Linked DNA regions of Homo sapiens: all the other regions are linked to region 3. The links are chromatin loops, found by intact Hi-C in ENCODE. Cell type or tissue: heart left ventricle. All regions are shown on one strand.

The links. A loop is a pair of places that touch in the nucleus more often than their neighbours do. Peaks named below come from ENCODE experiments on the same cell type or tissue, not always from the same donor. Only the 100,000 strongest peaks of a DNase experiment are listed, where the experiment ranks them.
Region 1: it touches region 3 in a loop (7-fold over the local background); 75 of 110 quality-filtered maps call a loop at or near these places.
Region 2: a loop joins it to region 3, with 5 times the contacts of the local background. A loop is called at or near these places in 39 of 110 quality-filtered maps.

Annotation. Positions count from the first base shown.
Region 1 is chr4:140,356,654-140,364,653 of GRCh38, forward strand. The region is part of intron 2 of SCOC-AS1 (SCOC antisense RNA 1); the gene reads right to left. It also overlaps a transcript of SCOC not described here. Among named protein-coding and RNA genes, the nearest start is that of SCOC-AS1, 13 kb to the right of the region's middle. In heart left ventricle, CTCF peaks have their summits at 3,369 (motif pointing left) and 3,570 (motif pointing right); a DNase peak (open chromatin) is centred at 3,334.
Region 2 is chr4:140,846,367-140,854,366 of GRCh38, forward strand. No RefSeq gene overlaps it. Among named protein-coding and RNA genes, the nearest start is that of TBC1D9, 94 kb to the left of the region's middle. In heart left ventricle, a CTCF peak has its summit at 4,856 (motif pointing left); no DNase peak of the experiment used is centred here.
Region 3 is chr4:140,606,163-140,614,162 of GRCh38, forward strand. No RefSeq gene overlaps it. Among named protein-coding and RNA genes, the nearest start is that of UCP1, 41 kb to the left of the region's middle. In heart left ventricle, a CTCF peak has its summit at 4,052 (motif pointing left); no DNase peak of the experiment used is centred here; H3K27ac peaks cover 941 bases.

The DNA of each region.
Region 1 (8,000 bases), 250 kb before region 3:
AATGATACTGTGTTCTTCTCATTGCATACTGTCAGGTGGTATATAATTTCTATGTTCCCTTTACCAGTGAGGTTAACTTTGAGCTCTTGATTACGGGTGGTGTCTGACTCATTTTTCCTTCAGTAATTAGCACGTATTTTAGAGGGAGATATTTTGAGACTATATAAATATTTCATTTCACATCAAACTATTTATTTATTTATATCAGAATAGATTTACTTTTTCCCAATTTATTAAGTGAGTTATAATCCTCAGTATATCCTTAGAGAAGGATAAAAGGAAGAGATACATAGTACCTTAAAATCTTTTATTTATTTATTTGTTCATTTATTTAGAGACAGGGTCTCGCTCTGTTGCCCAAGCTGGAGTGCAGTGGTGCAATCTCGGCTCACTGCAACCTTCGCCTCCCAGGTTCAAGCGATTTTCCTGCCTCAGCCTCTGGAGTAGCTGAGACTACAGGAGCCTGCCTCCAAACCTGGCTAATTTTTGTACTTTTTTTTAGTAGAGACAGGGTTTCACCATGTTGACCAGGCTGGTCTCGAACTCCTGACCTCAAGTGGTCTGCCTGCCTCAGCCTCCCAAAGTGCTGGGATTACGGGTGTGAGCCACTGCACCCAGCCTTAAAATCTTTTATATATGGTAATCAGGTGTACAGAGATTCTATTCCTACTGCCTTGAATTATTCAAATTTACACTTATATTCACTTCATTTCTTCTCCAGTAAATTTGTCTTCAAATTTTTCACCAGTAGAGATAGGGAAGGGCATTCAACAAGGAAAAGTGGAATATTCCTTTATCCATTCACCCATTACATACCCAGCTGTCAGTTCCGTGTATCTGATTTGACTCTCAGCCTGGCACCTCCTGCAGTGAATGCCACTGGATGGAAGTGGGTGTAGACAATGCATGTTCCTATTGCCATGTGGCTGGGCTCCTGAAGTTGTTAACCTTAATTTCCCTAAGGAGATAAGGTGTTTATAAACCAAACATTGGTATTTTCACTTGGATCTCAAAGCCAGGACTCACATTAGGATTATGACCTTAAATTCTACATATCAGATATGCCACTTTGTCAAAATGGTGAGACAGATCAGAGCTGCCTTTGCCATCTCACTATACTACTTTTCCTAACCCATCGTAGTTGGTATTATTTTCGTCATTCTAATAAAGAATGACGAATAGTAGCATCTTTAATTCGTTATACCCCACATCTTCTCTTTCTCCCCTTTTCCTCATTCCCTCAACAAATGTTTTATCCACTGTGTCCTTTGTTGTAATCTTGCCTCTGATCCTCTCTTGAGTGCTTTCTGTGGTGTATGTCTCCTTTCCATTGCTGTGTTCTGTCTTCCTTCCCTTCCTTTCTCTCTCTCTAACGCCTATGCACTCCTAATCCCTTTGCTTTCTCGCCCTGGTCTCAGGGCCTGACCTTTGCACTCCACTCTTCTGTCCTTCCCCTGATTCACACTCCCTATTGTATTGATGGCTTACAGGTTTGGAGATAAAGCAACACCTGAGTTGAATACTTTTTTAAAAAGTTTTACCTTTATTATTTTAAGTAAAAGGAAAAAGAAATCTTTGGCTCAGATAACTTTGAGTTTACGCACTTGTAATTTGCATTACCAGATAGTTACGATCATTGCTGCTAAGTCCATTAACTGTTCACATACAAACATTGCTGCTAAGAGCTAACATTTCCCTTGTTTATTACCCATTTATGGAGTATTTTTCTTAGAAACACTGAGTAATGACTAAGTTTCCAAGCTCTAGAGTTGAAGTCCCTGCAATCAAATCCTTGCTCAGCTAGCTGTGGTAACATTGGGCAAATTATTTAACCTCTCTAAACTTCAGTTTCCTGTTGATAAGGCTACTGTATGGCTGAGTTAGCCTATAGTGCCTGCCAGCCTTCTCAGCCTGGGTTCTGAGAGGGAACTAAGCCTTCCTAAGGTGTTCATTGTATGCATTGAATTAAATTCTTTCATTGCATCTAGAAAGGTACTAGTTATACAACACCCTTGGGAGAATTCAGAAAGTAGTCACTCAAATCCTTTTCTGTGTTTTGTGGTTCATTTGGGGAAACCTGGTTGAGAAAGGCTAGGATTCTGAAATAGAAAATTCCCTTTGGAAAACTGCATAAAATTTACTTAGCCTTCTTAAAATAGAATCACCATTCCATTTTAATCACCATTCTATTAAATGGAATCACCATTTCAAGAAAGAGGAAGAACTTATATTTCTGTCACCTAGAATACCTATTCATTTGGACCAAGAACTCTTTGATTTATGAAAGTTGAACAGATTAAGTGCAATTCCACCAGGATTTAACATGTATATAACATATTTTGCATTTTCATTCAGTGTTTGTTACAGAATGAGAGAAATGTCTTTAAGAAACTATTTGTTCTGTATATTATGGCTGTGTAACAATTTACCCACAAGTTTGTGTTGTAGAGCGACAGCGTTTCATTTTGCTCACTATTTTGTGGCTGAGTGATTCAGGAAGGGCTTAGCTGAGCAGTTCTCCCTTAGGGGTCTCTCCTGCAGCTACAGTCAGATGTGGGTGGGGGCTGCGGTCATCTGAAGTTAGACAGGCTGTGTATCCAAGGTGGCTCACTCACACAGCCACGGTGGAAGCTGGCTGCTGGCTGGGAGCTGAGCTGGAGCTGTCATTTTGAGCACCTACATATGGTCTCTTCAGTATAGTGGTTTGGGGGGAATTGTATTTCTTCTTGGTGGCTAGTTTTCCCTAGAGTAAATGTTCTAAGACCAACAAGGAAGGTTGTGTGTACTTTTTATGATTGATTCTTAGAAGTCACACAGCGTCACTTCCATTACACTCTCTGGGTGGAAGCAGTCCCAAGCCTGTTCAGCTTCAAGGGGAAGGAACGTAGGAGAGGATGTCTGTGAGGGCATGTCAAGGGATTTGTGACCATTTAAAAAATCACCACAGCTGGTCCTCTGGACACAGATTATTTATATCCTTCTAAATTTACATCCTTCCAAATGCAAAATACATTTACTCTCTCAAGACGCCCCAGAAGTCTCATTCAATATGACATCAGACTCAGGCTGGAGACGTGGGATCTAAAGATGCCCATGCAGATATGAGTGAGGCTCCTCAGGGATGGTCCTTCAGATGCTTTGTACTCTCTCTAAAGACCTGTGAATTAAAGGCTCCTCACACACCCAGGATACAATAGTGAGGGATAGGACAGCATACATGCTCTTCCTCCGCATGGAACTCTAAACAAGATCCCATTTTTTCTTTAGTCGCTTGGGTTCTACTACCAGGCAGGCAGTGTGCTAGAGTCAGAAGACTTTTTGTCGCCCCCTTGTGGTGAGGCTTCAGGCAAGCCACTTGACTCCTCTGGGTCTCATTTTCCAGGTATAATGAAATAAGACTGACAGGTCCCTTGAGAACTATTTCAGCTCAACAGTTCTGTGATTTCGTGAAATGCCAAAATTGTGCTACTTGGATATGAACAGACACAAATCATTGTGCATAATTAAGAACATTCCACAAGTAGAGAATGTTACTAAAGGATAAAATTAAAGTATGAATTAATAAAGAAGTAAATTTTGTGGGAAATAGAAGCTGATTTTGAACCAATTTTGCCACTAGAGGTCACCAGCATACCATCTCAAAGAGAATAAATAGGCTTTTGTCACTAATAGTTCCCTGTGTAGAACCCCTAAGTGGCATTCACGGTGTCTTTTCATTTACTTGGAATATCTCCTGACAGTTGTCAGAGACATATGTTATGATGAGGTGATGTCAGTGTCCCTCTAGGTGATGTTCCCAGTGTACCTAACGTTCTGTAAGCGTGAAGAGCCACCACCGGAACAGTAAGGAAAATGACTTTCTAGGATTTTCTGCTTTCTCACTGGGATGCGATGAGGGGCAGAGAGATAACTTGATAGGAAGTAATATAAGCTCTGAGGCGAAAAGGCAATGTGGAAATCCAGTGTCATCCTCAAATGCAGCACAGACATGTCAGCTTTTTTATGACACAGAGAAAGTACGGACTGGGAACAGAGCACTCGTTTATTCAGCCAATGTCTGTGGACCTGCCTTCAGGCACTGTGCTTGGCAGGGGCTATATCAATGGAGAAGATGCAGTTACTACCCTCAAGGGATTTAAGAAATGAAGTACAGGAGGTTTCTATTCAGATTCAATATTTTAATAAAAAATGTTTTTATTAATGGCCATTGACTTCTACTGATGCTTCCTGAATCTCCAGCTCGTGTGGTTCTCTTCCTTTTTGAACTTTAGATATCCATCCAGCACCTTCTGCGACATTTTGTAGTATTTCCCTTAAGATACTGTATAAAGAAGGAGGAAGAAAAATAGGAATTTGACACAGAACTAAAGATTATTCCATTTAGAGGTTTTTGGGAGAAGCAGGCTGGGATGGGCCCTGAGTTTCGCTACATATTTTTGCTGGTATGCCAAGAGTACTGACACCATGCCAGGCAACTTCTCTCAGATTTTCTTATTTTATCTTGCTGACAGACCTGTAGGGACAGGCACTGTAATCACCATTTCTGTCAATGGTCCCTTGCAGCACGGCAGTGGGTTTTTTTTTTTTTTTCTGGAAAGTGATGCTAAGAGTACACTTTAGGACTTTTATATCAAAGCTAGAACTGACTGTCACGTGACAATGTTAAAATGCTGACTTCAGTTGCGGCCAATGGTGCTTGTTAGGAAAAACTCTATTAAACTGTATTTTAGGCCAGCGCAGTGGCTCACACTTGTGATCTCAACATTTTGGAAGGCCAGGGTGGGAGGATCACTTGAGCCCAGGAGTTTGAGACCAGCCTGGGCAATATAATGAGACCTCATCTCTACAAGAAATAAGATTAGCGAGGCATGGTTCTGTGCCTGTAGTCCCAGCTATTTGAGAGGCTGAGGCAAGAGAATCACTTGAGCCCAGGAAGTTGAGGCTGCAGTGAGCCATGACTGTGCCACTGCACTCCAGCCTTGGTGACAAAGTGAGATCCTCTCTCTAAATAAATAAAATAATGTATTTTAACGTAAAACTCTTTGGGTGGGACAAACAATGCTCCAAGTAAAATTAATACCTTGAAACGTAAAGAGTCATGGAGATCTCCTGTGAAGAAACTTCTGTGAGTGACAAGAATGGATTCAGAATACCTCTGAGGACTACATCTATTTTCTCCCAAAATGAAAGCTACAAGATACTTTCTTGTAATGCGCTTCATGTAGTACAAAAAGAAAATCTACAAACTCTAGAACTCATAATTCTATAATAAAGAATGAGTTGCAAGGAATTCTGGGCTCTTTCAATAACTTGAGGAGCTATTTCTTCTAAGGCTGAAGGGGACTTGAACTTGATTTAAATTGGTTGTCATCAGCCTTTAGAGCAGACACTGAGAGTGATTCTGAGCACGACACAGACACAGCCCCTATCCCTTAGTAGCAAGGCTTTCTTTAGTTTTCTGCCTTCACTGAAGAAGGAAAGAGAGAGCCTGGCCATATCTTTGCTTCACACTGGGCATGATTTGCTTCACTGCGATGAGTGTTACTAACTATCCTGGTAATTACTAATTTTAAGCAATTGTTTTAAAACAAACTAAAGACCGGCTAAAGACAGGTGTGTCCTTACTTCTTCTTCTTCTTCTTCTTCTTTTTTTTTTTTTTTTGTGAGAGTCTCGCTCTGCTGCCCAGGCTGGAGTGCAGTAGTGTGATCTTGGCTCACTGCAACCTCCACCTCCTGGGTTCAAGCGATTCTCCTGCCTCAGCCTCCCAAGTAGCTGAGACTACAGGCCAAGCCACCATGCCCGGCTAATTTTTGTATTTTTATTACAGACAGGGTTTCACTATATTGGCCAAGTTGGTCTGGAACTCCTGACCTCAAGTGATCTGCTCACCTCAGCCACCAAAAGTGCTGGGATTACAGGCGTGAGCCACTGTGCCCAGCTGTTACTTCTTATTGTTGTAGGGTTTGGTCAAATAGTGGAAAAGAAAGGTTAGGGAGGGAGCTACAAAAATACTACTTGACTTATTTTAAAAATATTTCTATTAATGGCCACTGACTTCTACTGATGCTTCTTTAATCTCCAGCTGGTGTGGTTCTCTTCCTTTTTAAACTTTAGATATCCAACCAACATTTTCTGAGACATTTTGTGGTATTTCCCTTAGGATACTATATAAGGAAGGAGGAAGAAAAACAGGAGTTTGACACAGAACTAAAGATCATTCAATTTAGAGGTTTTTGGGAGAAGCAAACTGGGATGGGCCCTGAGTGTCATTGCATATTCTTGCTGGTATGCCAAGAATACAGTCAACCCAGGCTTTACTCAGGTATGTTTTCAGAGAGCAACTTTAAGGGATGAGGTAATGCCTCTCTGGTTAAAGAGCAAGCTTGCTTCCACTTGCCATAAAAGCCAAAGATTCCCCAAACTCAATGTTCCTCTCCTATATTATAACCCGCTGCATGTATAGGCATCTACAGGGGCCCTCTGCCTCATCCCTGTGGGACTTGGGGGACATAGGTAACAGCAACAAATCAGCATGAAGCTCATGATGAGCTGGGAGTAAGAGAGTCCTTAGACTCTGACCCAGACATCTCATGTCTTCCGCCAGCATTCATGAAACAGGCAATCGTTAGCTTGTAAGTGCAGCTGACCTTTGAACACCATGGGTTTGAACTGCATGAGTCCACTTGTATGCATTTTTTTCAGTAAATATAATGGAAAATTTTTTGGAGATTGTGACAATTTGGAAAAATTCACAAACTTCATAGCCTAGAAATATATAAAAAATTAGGTATGTCACAAATGCATAAACATATGTAGATACTAGTCTGTGTTACTATTACCATAAAATATCACAAATCTATTATAAAAAGTTACAATTTATCAAAACTTATGCACATGCTTACAGAGCACACATGGCACCATTTGCAGTTGAGAGAAATGTAAACAAATGTACAGATGCTGTATTAAACCATAAGTGCATAAAATTAACTGTAGTACATACTGTACTACCATCATAATTTCACAGCCACTTCCTGCTGCTATTGCTGTGAGCTTAAGTGCTGTGAGTATCCACTTAAAATGCCATGGGATGCTAATTATCTCTGTGTGAGCAGTTCATCTCTCTGGTAAATTGCCTATAGCAGTAAAAAGTAATCTCTTGTGGTTCTCTAGTGTTTTTTCATTGTGTTTAGTGCAATACTGTAAACCTTGAATAACACCATGGCACCCATACAAAGTGCCACTAGTGATGCTGGAAGTGCTCCCAAGAAGCAGAGAAAATTCATGACATTACAAGACAAAGTTGAATTGCTTGATATGTATTGCAGATTGAAGTCTGCAGCTGTGGTTGCCCACCGTTTCAAGATAAATGAATTCAGCTTAAGAAAGATTGTAAAAAAAGAAAAGGAAATTCATGAAGCTATCACTGCAGCTACACCAGCAAGCATGAAAAACTTACACTTTTTGCAAAATACCTTTTTATCTAGTATTGAAAATGCAGTTTTTCTGTGGGAATGCAGGATTGCTATAAGAAAGGCATACCTACTGTGATGTGATTTGAGAAAAAGCGAAGTCATTATATGACAACTTAGAGCAAAAGGAAGGCGAAGGATGTAAACCTGAAGAATTTAATGCTGGCAAAGGATGGCTTAATAATTTTAGGAAGAGGTTTGGCTTTAAAAATGTCAAGATAATTAAAGAAGAAGCTTCTGCCAATCAAGAGACAGCAGACAAGTTTCCAGATGCCATTAAGAAAATCATTGAGGAGACAGAATATCTGCCTGAACAGGTTTCTAATGCAGATCAAAGTGCCCTATTCTGGAAAAAAAATCCACAAAGGACATTTATTAGTAAGGAAGAGAAGTGAGCACCAGGATTTAAGGCAGGAAGGGATAGGCTACCTATACTGTTTTGTGCAAATGCAGGGGGGTTATGATCAGGACTGCCCTTATCTATAAAGCTGCTCATCCCTGAGCCTTGAAGGGAAAAGAAAAACATCAGC
Region 2 (8,000 bases), 240 kb after region 3:
TTCATTTCCAAAATTGTTTTAGAGATTCTAGTTTCTCCTCATTATCATATAAATTTTAGATTATTCTTGTATATATCTACAAAAATTCTTGCTGGAATTTTGATAGAAACTGTGGTAAACCTGTATATCAATCTGTGGAGAAGTGACACTTGTTGAGTTCTTCAGTTCATGAACATGGAAAGCATCTCTATTTATTTAGTTCTTTTTCAGCTTCTTTCACCAGCATTTTGTAGTTTGTAGCATGTAAGTGAGTGGTGAACATGCTTTGTTACATTTACACTTAAGTATTTATTTTTTTGTTATTGCCACTGGCATTGTATTTTAATTTCAATGTTCATGGGCTCATTGGTAGCATATAGAAATACAATAGAGTTTTTGTATGTTAATCTTATATCTTGTGATCTTGCTAAACTCACTTATTAGTTCTAAGAGGTTTTTGTTTGTTTGTTTTTGGAGAGTCCATGGGCTTTTCTATGTAATCATGTTATCTGCAGATGGGGACAGTTTATTTCTTCCTTTCTGATCTCTATGCTTTTTATTTCCCTTTCCTGATTCATTGCACTGGCTGGAACTTCCAGCATTGTGTGGAGTAAGAGGGATGGGAGCAGACATCCTTGTCATGTTCTAAGTCTTATGAGGAAAGCATTCTGTCTTTCACCATTAAGTATAATGATAGCTGTATGTTCTCTATAGATGCTCTTTATCAGGTTGAGAAAGTCCCCTCTATTCCTATTTTTCTTTCAGGTTTTTTTTTCACTTGTGAGTGGGTATTACATTTTACTAAATTCTTTTTCTGCATTTGTTGATACAATCATGAGATTTTTCTTCTTTAATTTGTTAATATTGTAGATGACATTGGTTAATTTTTAAACATGATGCCAGCTTTGCATCTTTGGAATAAATTCTACTTGGCCATTGTCTTAGTCTATTCAGACTGCTATAATACAATACCTGAGATCAGGTAATTTAGTAGAAATGTATTGTTCATAGTTCCAGGGGCTGGAAAATCCAAGATCAAGGCACTAGCAGATTTGGTGTCTGGTGAGGGCTTGCTCTCTGCTTCCATAGATGGTGCCTTGTTGCATCCTCACATGACAGAAGGGCAAAGCTACTCCCATTAATCTCTTTTATAAGGGCACTGATTCCATTCATGAGGGCTTTGCCTTCATGACTTAATCACCTCTCAAAAGGACCCACCTCTTAATACCACCAAAATAGGGATTAGGGTTCACTATAAATTTTGGAAGGACACATTCATACCATAGCAATCACAGTGTATAATTCTTTTTATATTTTACTAGATTCTATTTGCTAATATTTTGTTAAGGACTTTTGCCTCTATATTCATGAGGAATATTCACCAGTAGGTTTTTTTTTTGTGCTGTCTTTGTCTGGTTTTAATATCAGGGTCATATTCGCTTCAGAAAATAAATTGAGAGTTGCTTGGATTGCTTCTATTTTCTGGAAGAGATTTTGTAGAATTGGTGTTGATTCTTCTTTACTTATTTATTTTTTTAGACACAGTTTCACTCTGTCACCCAGGCTGGAGTGCAGTGGTGGGGCTACTGCTTACTGCAGCCTTGACCTCCTGGATAAAAAATCTTCCCACCTAAGCCTTCTTAGTAGCTGGGACTATAGGCATGCACCTCTACACCTGGCTGAGTTTTGTATTTTTTTTGAAGAGGTGGGGTTTCACCATGTCGCTCAGGCTGGTCTTGAACTCCTGGGCTTAAGCTCAAAGAACCAGCTATTTGTTTCATTGATTTTTTTTCAATCATTTTTCTGTTTCCAATTTCATTTCTTACCTTGAAATGTTTTTTGAGAAGCTCTTCATCTTCACAATTTCATTGATTTTCTAATTTTTTGTAGTTTCATAGTTTTCTTCCTTCTACTTATTTTGCTTTTCTTTTTCTAGGTTTTTGAGGTGGAAGCTTAGATTATTTTTAATTTTAATTTTTGTGGGGAAGCTTAGATTATTGATTTAAGTTTTTTTCTTTTCTATTATGTGTATGTGGTGCTATGAATTTCTGTTGCTTTGAATTCACTGGGCTTTTTGATTCTGTGAATAGTGTTTTTCATTGGTTCTGAAAATCTTCATTGTCTCTTTAAATACTGTCCCTGCCTTATTCTTTTCCTTCTTACCCTCAGAGATACCCATTAAACACTTGTGGTATTCTTTATGTCCCTTACCTTTTTTTCTGTATCAGCAATCTTTTTGTCACTCAGTCCTTCATTGTGAATAGTTGTCCCCCCACTATTTTTCAGTATATTAATTTTTTTCTTCACCTGTGTCTAATCTGCTAATAAACCAATTCATCTACTGAGTTTTAAATTTTGGTATTTTATTACTTTTTTTCTGAAAGTTCCATTTGATCCTTTTCAAAAACTGTTTTATACTTTAAATTGTAAAAATATATGTCAGTTCATAGTTTCTCCTTCCTTTCAGATGTTATTAATTTTTAAACAAAAAATTTAAATATAGTTAATACAGTTAATTTATATAATTCTAAGACTTGAAGTCTTTGTAGTTCTGTTTCTGTGGTCTGTATTCTGCCAGATATTTCTTATGACATCTACTTTCTTTGTGTATCTGGCTATTTTTGGCTTAGTTTTGGACAAATTTTTTGATGCCTAATATGAAATTGGCTTTTTTTTCCCAGAAAGTATTTGTATTTGATTCTGCAAGGTATCTAGAGGCACTACCAGTTTAAGACAACTTTAAACTAAATTTAAGCCTTGAAATTACCTGGAAAATACAGGATACTCAGGAGAGTTTAACTGAGGTTGTGGTTCTGTGCTAGGACTGGTCTATGGGGGGGGGGGTCTTTACAGATTATTTAAGGGGTGAATCTCTTATTAGGCTTTCGATTTTATGTGGTTTCTGGGAGTTGATTTTTTTCTTCCAGTGCCAGGAGGCCACTAAAATGAAAATCCAGTATTTTTAGGGTGGATAACTACTCTCAGAGGAAAAGAAGCTTCTGTCTTCATTTGTGCTTCTGGGATGCTGACTTCTCTTCATGGTAGGTCTGGTATTTCCTTCCTATCTTGTCACTGCTTTGATTCTTTTAAGATACATTGTATATATTCTATCTATATTTATATTTTATCACATTAAATTGTTTTTTAGCTTAAATGACAGAAATGTGTTGTCTCATAGTTCTGGAGGCTAGAAGTTGGAGGAGATTAAGGTGTCAGCAAGGTTGGTTCCTTCTGAGGGTCCTGAAGGAGAATTTGTTCCGTGCCTCTCCCTAGCTTCTGGTGGTTTACTGGCAATATTTGGTGTTCCCTGGCTTATAGAAACAAGCAAACAAAAAAGAGGTTTTTTTTGCCAAAAGAATTTCTCCAAATAACCTGACTCAGCATTTCAGAAAACAGGATGGGCTTTGGTAAGGCAGTGAATGTCAGAGAACCTACACATTCTGGGCAAAGATACCATCTTTTATTGCTTGTCTTTCTGGCTTTACTCCCTCTGAAGTCAGCAGGATTTTTTTTCCCCATTGGAAGTAGTACATTCTGAAATCCAAGTGTTGTTTTTCCTGAGAATGTGTGTGTGGCATGGTCATTCCTTCAATCATTTATTCAACAAATATATGTTGAAAACCTGTGCTAAGCCAGGTCCTATGCTAGGTACTGGGATACATGGAGAATAAAAACATGGATCCTAATCTCAAGTAATTTGCAATCTAGGTTGGAGAATTGGTATTAATCTGACAACCACATAAGCAAACTATCAATACTAAACATTGTTTAATACATGGAGTAGACCTGTCATTAGAGCTATAATGGCCAAGTACAAGGTGCTATGTAAACGTTTAACTGGGATATTTAATCCAGGGGTGAGAGAAGTTTTCTTCAAGGTAAAGCTCTTGAGCTGAGATCCAAAGAATGAATTGGCATTAAATAGAAGGAGGTGAATAGGATAAGACCAATAAGGCTGTGTGGAAAACCTGTGCAAAGGCCCTGTAGTGGATGGTGCTCTGCATGTTAGAAATAGAAGATGTTAAAGCCAGTGGGGCTGGAACACACAGAGTGAGTGGGAAAGTGGTTTAAGATAATTCTGGAGATGTTGTCAGAGGCTAGGTAGAGCAGGACTTAGAAACCAATCAAGAATTCTCTTCTGTACTTGGGCTTATAGAAATGGGAGATCATTAAAATTTTTTATTGGGTCAATGTGTATGTGTGTGTGTGGGTGTGGGTGTGTGTGTGTGTGTGTGTGTGTGTGTGTAGAGGCTGCTCTTGCTCCTGCATTTAGATAAAGAATTAAATGCATGAGCTATCTTGTGAAATGCTATGTGGAATAGGGCATTAGTGGTCAATCAATGAGTATGTAAGTGATACTTCAAGAATATTTCTTTGGCCAGGTGTGATGGACCACACCTGTAATCCCAGTGCTTTGGCAGGCCAAGGTAGGATTGCTTGAGGCCAGGAGTTCAAGACCAGCCTGAACAACAAAGCAAGACCTTATCTCAATTAAAAAATGTATAAGAAGGACATTTCTCCAATATTACCTTTCAGGAACACATATCCTGAAAGTGGGATATGGCATTTCTAGTTTTATCACTTCAAACCTGCTTTTCATTTGAGCATATATGGTTTCAGCAATATCTAGGCCTAAGAGCATTCTGAAGGTCTCTGTTTTCTGGTATGGTCCAATATACCTTCTTTCTTCTCTGAAACATCCTCTACCCCCAACCACATTAGTTGGTGTTGTCTAATCTTCCTTTCTAACTGGAGAAGATTTGTGAAAGGTTTTTCTTCCTCAAAGTTACCCCTACAAACGCTAATCAAAGTAGAATCCAAAAAACTCTGTTCCCTAACGCCAGGGCATCTTTTCCATTTGATGGTCAACAGAGCCCCCTACTGGGAGAAACAGCTCAACTACATAAATACCAACACAAACAGCAAGCGTTCTGTAACGTTTGGTTCTTTACCCAGCCAATGTTTAATGTAATTACTGTGCCGTAGCTGAGACACCTACTCATTATTTTTGTGATAACTCTGACATATAATTACAAAAGATTAACTTTTCATTTGGCAAATTTTCCAGTTACTCAGTGTTGAAGAGTCATTGTAACAATTAATAAAAATCACAAATGTATAGTCTTAAAATATAATTGATGTCAAGAAATAATTTGGTTCAGTGTTATGTTTCAAGAAGACTAACATTTAAATTCTTCAGGGTACTGAGCTTTCTGTTTTATTCCTAAAATTTCCAACGGAGGACACTCCACAGTGTCATCAGAGATGAATTCTTTGCTTCTAATAATTCAATAGGTTGTTATATTTGATAATAGTATCTCCTTAAAAAAAAAACTCCTGTTAGAATGGTTCTAAATTTACAGAAAACTTACAAAGACAGTACAGAGAGTTCCTGTATTTCCATCACTCAGTTTTTCCTGTTGCTAACACCTGGCATTACCATGGTACATTTGTCATAACTAAGGAATCAACATTGGTACATTACCATTAACTAAACTCCAGAGTTTACTCAGATTTCACTATCATTGTAACTTTTCCCCTAATGTCCTTTTTCTGTTCCAGGATTTCATTGAGGACATCACATTACATTTAATTACCTTGTCTCATTGGGATCCTCTGGTCTCTGACAGTTTCTGTGACTTGCCTTGTTTTTGATGACCTTAGCAGTTTTTGAGGAATACTGGTCATGTATTTTGTAGAATGTTCCTCGGTGTGGAGTTGTCTGGTGTTTTTATCATGGTTCTACCAGGATTGTGTTATGGGTTTTTGGGAGGAAAACCCCAGTAACATTCTCATCACATCATATCAAGGCTACATACTTATGTATGCATCATTGTTGATGTTAATTTTGACAACCTGACTGAGATAGTGTTTATTATATTTCTCTACTGCAAAGGTGCTTTGTCGTTGTTGTTGTGGTTGTTTTTTGGAGTCTTGCTCTGGACTCAGCCTAGAGTGCAGTGGTGTGATCATGGCTCCCTGGATCCTCAAACTCTTGGGCTAAAGCGATCCTCCTGAGTAGCTGGGACTGCAGGTGCGTGCCACCACACCAGCTAATTTATTTTATTATTATTATTATTATTATTATTATTATTATTATTATTATTATTATTTTGTAGAGACAGGGTCTCGCTATGTTGCTTAGGCTGGTCTCAAACTCCTGGCTGCAAGCAATCCTCCTCTCTGGGCTTCCCAAAGTGCAGGTATTACAGGCATGAGCCACCACACCAGACTTGTTTTTTTAAATTTAAATTTAAATATCTTTCATCTTATTTTACAGAGATAAAGACAGAAACCTGTCAGCTTCTTTTTTCAGATGAGGGAGGATAATATATCATGGTGGTGAAGAGCAGCTTTTAGGAGCCAGAAAACGGATTAATGAGCAGTTTTGCCACTTACTGGCTGTGTGATTTGGGCAAGCTACTTTCTAAGCTTCATGATCAGAATTTGTAAAATGGGGTACTAATAGTACTTTCTTCAAAGGGTTATGGTAAGGGCGAAATGATATGATGCATGCAAAGCACTTGACTAGTGCCTGGTGCATAGTAACCATGCAAATGTTCACTATTATTACTAACGTTAAGATGACAGCAGTGATGATAAGCACTATGCATTTATTTTAGTGTCACTGTTATTCTTCAGAGTCAGTAGCAGCAAGTCCTCAGCAGGCAGTTCTTTCCATTAATATGCCAGCCTGGACTTGGTGTTTTGGGCTAAAAAGCTGAGCCTCCAGCATTCATTCAGTTACTAGTTTAACGATGTTCCCTGAGCTCCTTCTAGGTCCCCAGGATACATGGTTAAACCAGCAGACACAGTGTGGCTGCAGCCCTGTGAGTCAGGTGGAGAGTGTCCAGATAGAGGTGAGTGGGAGACAGAGGTCAGGGTTGGTTCCTATGGGACCCTGTGGGTAAAGTATAAGGACAGGCTTGATTATTTCTTCTTTAGTCTCAAGCCATCATTTTATAGGTGAAATTTAGTCTCCTCCAAGTTCATTACCATAAGATCAAAGTAGACCAACCAAATAAACAATTTTACTTGTCCCGCTTTCCTACTTTGATTTTGGTAGTTGTGCTATTGAGCTCTGAAGTGACTGGAATGGTAGTTTTCAAACTTTAGGATGAGGCCAGGCATGGTGGCTCATGCCTACAAACCCAGCACTTTGGGTGGCTGAGGTGGGAGGATTGCTTTAGGCCAGGAGTTTGAGACCAGCCTGTACAGTGAGACCCCGTTTCTTAAAAAAAAAAAAAAAATTACATTAAAAATTAGCTGGACATGGTGGCATGGGTCTATAGTCTCAGGTCTACTTGGGAGGCTAAGGCAGGAGGATCACCTGAGCCCAGGAGTTTGAGGCTGCAGCGATCTATAATCGTGCCACTGTGCTCCAGCATGGGCGAAAGAGTGAGACCCTGTCTCTAAAAACAATAACACCTTCAAGGTGCATTAGAATCACCTGTAGGGTTCCCTAGAACACTTACCCTATATCTTGAACCAATTATTTCTCGTATCATCAATCTTTCTGCAACCCTCTTCCTCACTGTGACTTGTTTCCTTATGTATTTTGAGCTTTTGGTGGTGAGTTTATATTCCTTCAAACTTGGTTTGTGAGAATTCCTTTGAGACCTGGTTTAAACAGTATTCCTCTAGTGAGGATATATGCATTCATTTCTACTAAACATTGAATGTGACTATCAGTTTGCAATAAGTTTAAATTCGTACTTTGGGTTTTTAGGTCGTATAAGTACTTGGATTCTGATACATAGCCCATGAGAAGGCTTGTCTATGGCTAAGGTATCTTGGGGTGTTGGAGGAGACTTTATCTTTTTCCCTTTTTAACTAGAACCAAGGCCAACACTGGTAAACACTTATATCAATTCCTTCTGGTAAGCATATTTTTTTTTCCAGTTTACCCACGAAGGGTGTCAATTCTTTTGGGTGCTGGCTTTGTGCTGGAGTCTCTGATTCTGAGCCTGAGCTTTGTCTCTGAGCTCCTCCTGTAGGAGCAGCACACGCCCTTCTTGTGG
Region 3 (8,000 bases):
GGAAAGTTTCAAATACTTCTGTTTGACCAAGGGTGGCAAAGACCTGGCACATGTGTGGCTATTTTTCTATCTGGCTCCAATTGTGGTTCTGGCTAAGTGATCATGGCACCCCTTTTTTGTGACTCCAGAAAATGTGTTAGAATCCTTACCAACAAAACACACAAGCCAGGACTTGGCTTACACAAGAAACTTGTCAGACATGCCTGTCTTCGGCATTAGGCTTGCGATTGGGCTGCTTGTCATGAGGTGAATAGTAACGTCATTCAGGGTGTCAGCCCAAGGCTAGAGTCATTGATTAGATATCTGGTTGTGCACAGCATTGGTACAGGACCCAGGCATATAACTCAGTGTCTTCTCCACCTCTTCTTGATCCTGCTTATTGTAAATGAAAAATAAAATTCCAGGTCCCCCAACCATCTGAATGGATCCCTTATCTCAACCAAGGGCATTCCAAAGTTAACCTGAAAAACGAGTTCAGGCCTTGATGGGAAGGTGGTGTTGGACATGCCTGATTATACCTCCTCCCTTTCAGAATTACTGATGGAACAGATTAATTAAGTCTGATAAGAAACATTTACATTCTTTTCTCCCTGAAGCCTTGCTACCTGGAGTCTTCACCTGAATGATAAAAGCCTGGTCTCCACAATCCCTTACCTCAACCTGGACGTTCATTTTTATTGGTTCCAAGTCTTTAGATAATAACCAAATGCCAATCGCAAAATCTTTGAACCCACCCATGACCCGAAAGCACCCTCCTACCCACCACTTCCAGTTGTTCCACCTTTCCAGACTGAACCAATACACATCTTAACATGTATTGACTGATAGCTTATATCTTCCTAAATTACATAAAACCAACCTGTAGCCTGACCCCCTTGGGCGCATGTTCTCAGGACTCCTGAGGGCTGTGTCATGGGTATTGCTCACTCATATTTGGCTCAGAATAAACCTCTTCAAATATTTTACAGAGTTTGACTTTTTTTGCTGACATTTTGTATAGTGGTAGAGTCCAATGGTGAGTTTGTAAACTGATTTCATACTAATGAGTTAGTATTGTAGTCCCTTTTAAAAGAAATATTGCTAACCCAAGCTGGCCTACCCAAAGCATGTTTGGGTCGGGGAAGAGTACACATGGAGGCCCTAGGCCCACCCCCCACCATTTTTTATCTCACTGTGGATGGCGTTGTGCATGTGGATGTGACACCCCAGCTTATATATAGAGGGTCTGTAAACAATCCTCCCAACAGGGAACTCCTAGGCACCCTTCTGCCCAGGGTGCCATGCCTAGGTACATGGCTCTGCTCTCACGAGCATGAGGAGAAGACTGGGCAGGTCCTAGGAGGGACTCAGAGCTGTTTGGGCAGGGTAATGGGATTCTGGTTACCAGAGTGTGGTCTGGACAAGGTGACTGGCACAGTCCCCCTGACATCAGTCTCCTTGGTCCTTCCAGAGCAGTGCGTGGTGGGGGCAGCATAGTCAGAGTGGCTGGACAAGGCAGAGCCCACTAAAGCCTGAGGCCCAAGGCAGGACACCAACTGCCCACGTCTGAGGACAGTACTAAACCCAAATTGCTCTGCCTAGTGGCATTTCAGGCAGTATTATAAATAGATATTGAAAAATACAGGCAGAGTGAAGAACAGGTAACTCAGGGTAGTCTGCCCACAGGCTTAGCTTCACTAAGCCATTTTACTAATTTTCTTCCTTTCCTCTTCTTGGGAATCAGAGAGCTCACAGAAATCTCCAGGCTTGTTTTTTTTGACTCACAAGACTTTCAAATTGGCAGCTGCAGTTAGTGAGGAGGGAGGGAAAAAGATAGAGATGGGAGTCCATTTAGGAAGGACAGAGATGTGTGTGGGGAGGGAACATTTATTCCCAGGAGAGGGCTCCAGTGATCTGTGCTCCGCTTTGCTGACTCTTTTGCTACTCTTCCCTTTCTACCCCATCCCCAGGCTCTCAAATTACAGACTTTAAACTGGGCATAGTATGTCTTCCCATTTCCAAACTGTCCGTCTGTAGATGGGGAAGGAAAACCGTAGAAAATATCCATGGAAGTGTAGACAAGTGACTGTGTTACCTGCTGACGCCTGGTTCAGGTAGCTTGGCCCTGTTGCTCCTCTCAATACCTTGGGGTCAGTCAGAGCTAAAGGTGACAGTCAGAAATAGAATGTGTAGGCTGGGCACGGTGGCTTACGCCTGTAATCTCAGCAATTTGGGAGGCCAAGGCAGGTGGATCACTTGAGGTCAGGAGTTCAAGACCAGCCTGGCTAACATGGTGAAACCCCATCTCTGCTAAAAAATGTGGTGGGGGACACCTGTAAACTCAGATACTCGGAAACTGAGGCAGAAGAATTGCCTGAACCCGGGAGGCAGAGGTCGCAGTGAGCCAAAATCATGACACTACACTCCAGCCTGGGCAACAAGAGTGGAACTCCGTCTAAAAAAAAAAAAAAAAAAGATATGGAATGCGTAGCTGGGTGCTGTGGCTCACACCTATAATCCAAGCTACCTGGGAGACTGAGAGTTCAAGACCATCCTGAACAACATAGCACGACCCCATCTCTTAAAAAAAAGGAAAAGAAAAGAAACAGAATGTGAAAATCTCTAAGGGGGCTGGCCTCCTTTACTCTGGATGTTCTTGAAATTCAGCCTAGCTCTTTTACTTAGTGAGCTCTTTATGTCTTTCTCCCACATGTGTACAGTTCTCTCTCTCTCTCTCTCTTCCTCTTTGTCTCACCAAATCTAGGAAAGAAAATTATCCTACTTTGTGTGCTGGTGGTGTTGTCTGTGAGCTTCTTAGTGGAATACTGGAAGGCCCACCCTGCTTCCATCTTTCTGACAAGGTCCAGGCTGTATTGTTTTAAAAGTAATGCCCTTGGCTGGGTGCGGTGGCTCATGCCTGTAATCCCAGCACTCTGGGAGGCCGAGGCGGGCGGATCACGAGGTCAGGAGACCAAGACCATCATGGCTAACACGGTGAAACCCAGTCTCTACTAAAAATAATAATAATAAAAACAATTAGCCAGGCATGGTGGCACGCACCTATAGTCTCAGCTACTCTGGAGGCTGAGGCAGGAGAACTAATTGAACCCGGGAGGTGGAGATTGCAGTGAGCTGAGATCATGTCACTGCACTCCAGCCTGGCAGCAGAGCAAGGCTCTGTCTCAAAAAAAAAAAAGAAAAGAAAAGAAGAAAAAAAAGTAACACCCTTGAATCCTTAAACAATTGTCTCATTTAATTTGGATCATTTTGACCTTTAAGTTTCTTTATTCAGATCTTTAATATTTTTAAGGGAGCTGTTAAAAGAGGAATTGAGTTTGCCTCCTTTGCAGAGAAAATTAAAAGTGTACCATGACACTGAGTGCCCTTGGAGAGGGGGAGATCTTTGGAAGTTTGAAGGGTGATCCTAGAAGGTGCTTTTGTACGTGATTGTAGAGGGGGCAGAGAAAAAAAAAATGGCCTCCACCCATTGTGTTTCTCCATGAGCTTTGTGAGTGAGGCCACTGGGGAGTCACCTGTTCCCACAGGCTGGCGCTCTGATGGAAGAGTGCCAGTTAGGCAGGCCATGGAGGAGGGCTCTGTGACCCATGAGACACTGGCACTGCAGGAATATGACGTTGGCAGTGTTTTAGGAGGGGATTTTGCCAGCTTAAGGCCATGAACCCAAGAGGAAATTAGATTTTAAGCAGAAATAAAATCCTGTGGAAATATTTAATGTTAGGTGATGTTTGCATCATGAAGGACATCATCTCTCTTCCATTGAATCTTTTCCTCTTTTTGTCCGTGGCTTCCTGTGTCTGTAATAGAATAATCCATTGTCTCTGCTGAGTGCTGTCTGGAGCAGAAGCTTTTGTCAAGCTCTTCTTGATAATATCATTTCAGTTACACTTGAATTCAAAGCTCTTCTCTCTTTTTTTTTTCCTAAGTGTCTCTAGCATTAAGGGAGGAATGGATCCTTTTAGTTTTGACCACAGAAATAAAACTTCAATCAGAACATGTTGAACGCTGGCTTCAAATTTAGTCACCAGGAATGGTCTTTAGCCCAACATTACCCCCTAGTGGGATAAAATAGAATAGATATTAATGAGGTTATGTGGGATGCATTTGAATGGGTGTAACTAGATGCTCTGGCTTGGGCCTGCTCTGTGACAGATACAAGTGGCTGTTAAGGCCCCATGGAAAAATGCATCTCCCCAGCTCTTTGGAAAGCCACTGGCCTTCAGTGAGCGTGGAGCAATTCCTTCTGCTTAATAACCCCCTCTTTCTCTTTCATTTTATTCTCTCGTTGTTGTCATAGTGAATGGCATTTAAGAACTGGAGAAACAAAGCACAGAAGTCATGTGTAAAAAGTGTAACAGATTTGATTTCATAAAACATGCACACTGTCATATAATGCAAGACACCAAAAGTTAGAAGGCAAATTCAAAAGAACCTAAAGGAGCAATAAACATTGTTTAAAGTAGCCCATAAATGTGTAAAATATTATGTATCGATTTAAAAAATTCAACTGCTTCACTGTGAAAGGAATTTGAATTAAAATGAAATATCATCTTTTATCCATCAGATTAGCAAAAATAGAAAGAGTGTTAATTTCAAATGTTGCTGAAGGTATGTAAGAAGGGAGCACTAGCTGTTGATGGGAATGTAAACAAGTGAAGGACTTTTGAAGGCAATTTGACAGGATCTGTCATGACTTTAAATGGACATATGCTTTGATCCAGCAAGTTTACCTTTTCAATCCTATCCCCAAAAGATATTCTTATATATGTCACAGATCTCTTTACAGTAATATTCCTTGCCACAATGTTTATGATAAGAAAAGCCTACATATAAGTAAAAGTCCATCAACTGAGACAGAGGGTGGGGCAGCATAGGTGTAACTAAATAAATTACGGAACATTTCCTTTTCATGGAATACTGTGCTGACATTAACATAAATGAGACAGAACTCCATATACACCTATGGAAAAAATCTCCATGACCCTCAGGTGAAACATGAAATCACGGAATAAGTTTTAGTTTGATTCAATTTTTGTGTGTATGTTTTAAAATCGTGTATGTGGCCAGATGTGGTGGCTCATGCCTGTAATCCCAGCACTTTGGGAGGCCGAGGCGGGTGGATCACAAGGTCAGGAGATCGAGACCATCCTGGCTAACACGGTGAAACCCTGTCTCTACTAAAAAATATAAAAAATTAGCCAGGCGTGGTGGCGGGCGCCTGTAGTCTCAGCTACTCGGGAGGCTGAGGTGAGAATGGCATGAACCTGGGAGGCAAAGATTGCAGTGAGCCAAGATCGCGCCACTGCACTCCAGCCTGGGCGACAGAGTGAGACTCTGTCTCAAAAAAAAAAAAAAAAAAACACCACACACACACACACACACACACACACACACACACACACACACACACACAAAACACAAAAAACGCGTATGTGTATGTAGACACATATAGAAATTTCTAGAACAAATGAAATTCAATCTATTAATAATACTTACCTCCAAGGAGAGAAGTAGGAGTACAGAAGTTAATAAAGGAAGACTTTCTTTCTGCCTCACTTCTTATTGGTCAATCTGGGAATTCATTTTGCTGTGTCTGTGTATTACTCGTATGGAAAAAAGTAAGCAAAAATAAACACTATTATGTGATATTCATACAGATGAACGATATTTCAAAGGAAACTTCTCTACTATAAGACAAAGAGAGTTTAAATTTAGCATAGCGGCAAGGCTAAGCCCAGTGACAAGTCCTTCATCAATTGTCTTTTTTTTTATTTCCAAGAAATCTCAACACATGGGTAAACATTGTGCTGGAGAAATGAATGGCTCTGTAATTTCCCAGATAGTCAGAATCTTTTTCTGGCCTCGTGGCTTCATCATTGCCTGACTCAGCATGTGTACTCAGGGCCCCTAGAGTGAGCCATGGTGAACCAGGTGGTGAGAGTTGCAGGGAGTGACGGTGTAGGCTGAGGATTCCAACTACTGTGTCTCTTCACAGCAAACACCTGGACATGGGCAAGCCACCCAAGAGACAGTTTTGCTCTAAAATGGTATTTTTTGCCCCTTCCCATTTGGAGCAAAGATACAATTCCAAAGAAGATTCTGAAATATTCATGTTAACCCATGTATACTATTAAAGCTATTTCATCTTACTCATTTTCAAAAAAGTTTATAATTTCATAGGTTGCTTAAGTCTTTTAGAAAATCAATATACCCAGGTTAACTCCATAGCAGCAGCTATTTACAAATTCTCTTGTTTATGAGACAAGCTGTTGAAACAACCCAGTGCCCTATCTCAAAATATTTTGCGTTTTTATCTTTTCATAGACTCTTCCAAATATCTTCTCAGTTTACATGAGCATTTAAGAAGGATCTGGCAAGTTCAAGTATTACTTCCTTATTTACTTCCTCATTATTAAGTACAGTTCTTTATTTCTCACAGTGAGAAGAGATATTGTGTTGCATTACACTGAAAATACTGCACAATTCAATACAAATTATAGAGTTATATTATCCAAATTCTGCTGCTAGGGTTTCATTTTTGTCCTTTGAAATTTCATACTGATCACTTCTTGGTTTATACCAAACTTTCTTTCACTTTTGAAACTTCAAAAGTAAATACTCTTCCCCATTTCCTACTCTTAGGTCTAAATTTGCAGCAGGAATTGAAGGAGGGATTGAAATATTGCACCTGGCTCATAGAATTTGACAGCATGACAAAGGATGCTGTAAAATATGAACCAAAAGGGGAAAATGAATATACTCTAATACCTTGGATATTTTTGGTCCTTTACCTGTTAGGATACCAACCAATGTTGAGAAATAGTATATACATAGGTAGTGACTGATCATAAACTTTCATATATGCTTGTCTATTATCCTGTAGGAAGGTGGGATGGTGAGAGGCTTAAAACAGAGGAAAACATGATTACATTAAAGTTTTCAAAAGATCACATAAGCGATAGTTTAAAAGAATAACTGAGGAGTGTGAGAGGGAGGACTAGGGGCAAAAAATAAAATGGCAACAATCCAGCAACCTTTGTTGCAATCCAAAAAGTTTGTTTCAAACACTTGCTACAAACATTCATGTACACATAGGAAAGTGTGACATGATGAATTTACAGACTTGCGCATTTCTATCTTGCTTGCCAACAATTAGAAGAGTAATTATATCACACACAGATTGACAAATAGCCAAAGGGCCATTTTAAAATGCTGCCTTTCAGTCTATCATTGATGCAGTGTTAGGTTGATTCCATGTCTTTGCTATTGTGAATAGGCTGGATGAAGAAAATATGATACATATACATCATGGAATACTATGCAGCCATACAAAGAATGAGATCATGTCTTTGCAGGGACATGGATGGAGCTTGAGCCCATCATCCTTAGCAAACTCACACAGGACCAGAAAACCAAGTACTGCATGTTCTCACTTATAAGTGGGAGCTAAATGATGAGAACACATGGACACATAGAAGGGAGCAACACACACTAGGGCCTATTGGAGGGTGGAGTTGAGGAGGAAGGAGAGGATCAGGAAAAATAACTAATGGATACCAGGCTTAATACCTGGGTGATGAAATAACCTGTACAACACACCTCCATGACACATGTTTACCTATGTAACAAACCTGCACGTGTACCACTGAACTTAAAATAAAAGTTAAAAAAAAAAAGAAAAAATGAATGACTGCCTTCCAGTTACTGAAAGCAGACCCAATTAAGGAAACTATTACAGTTGCCAAGGTCAGGGACTATAAATGCATATGTAAGCTTCCATCAGAGCACCAACCTCTGAGTTCTCCCTTTGGGTCACACTTTGAGGCAGTTGGATCATCACATATTGGGCAAAGGTGTCAAGAAGAAGCAAGAAGCTGAGAGCCTGCTCAATCCACAACAAGCCAAGAAATGTTTTGTTTTGTTTTAAGTAAAAAGCAATCAATTTCCTTTTGTTATATGAAGGTAATAGGATTGATACTTTTGCTTAAGGATAACCTATACAA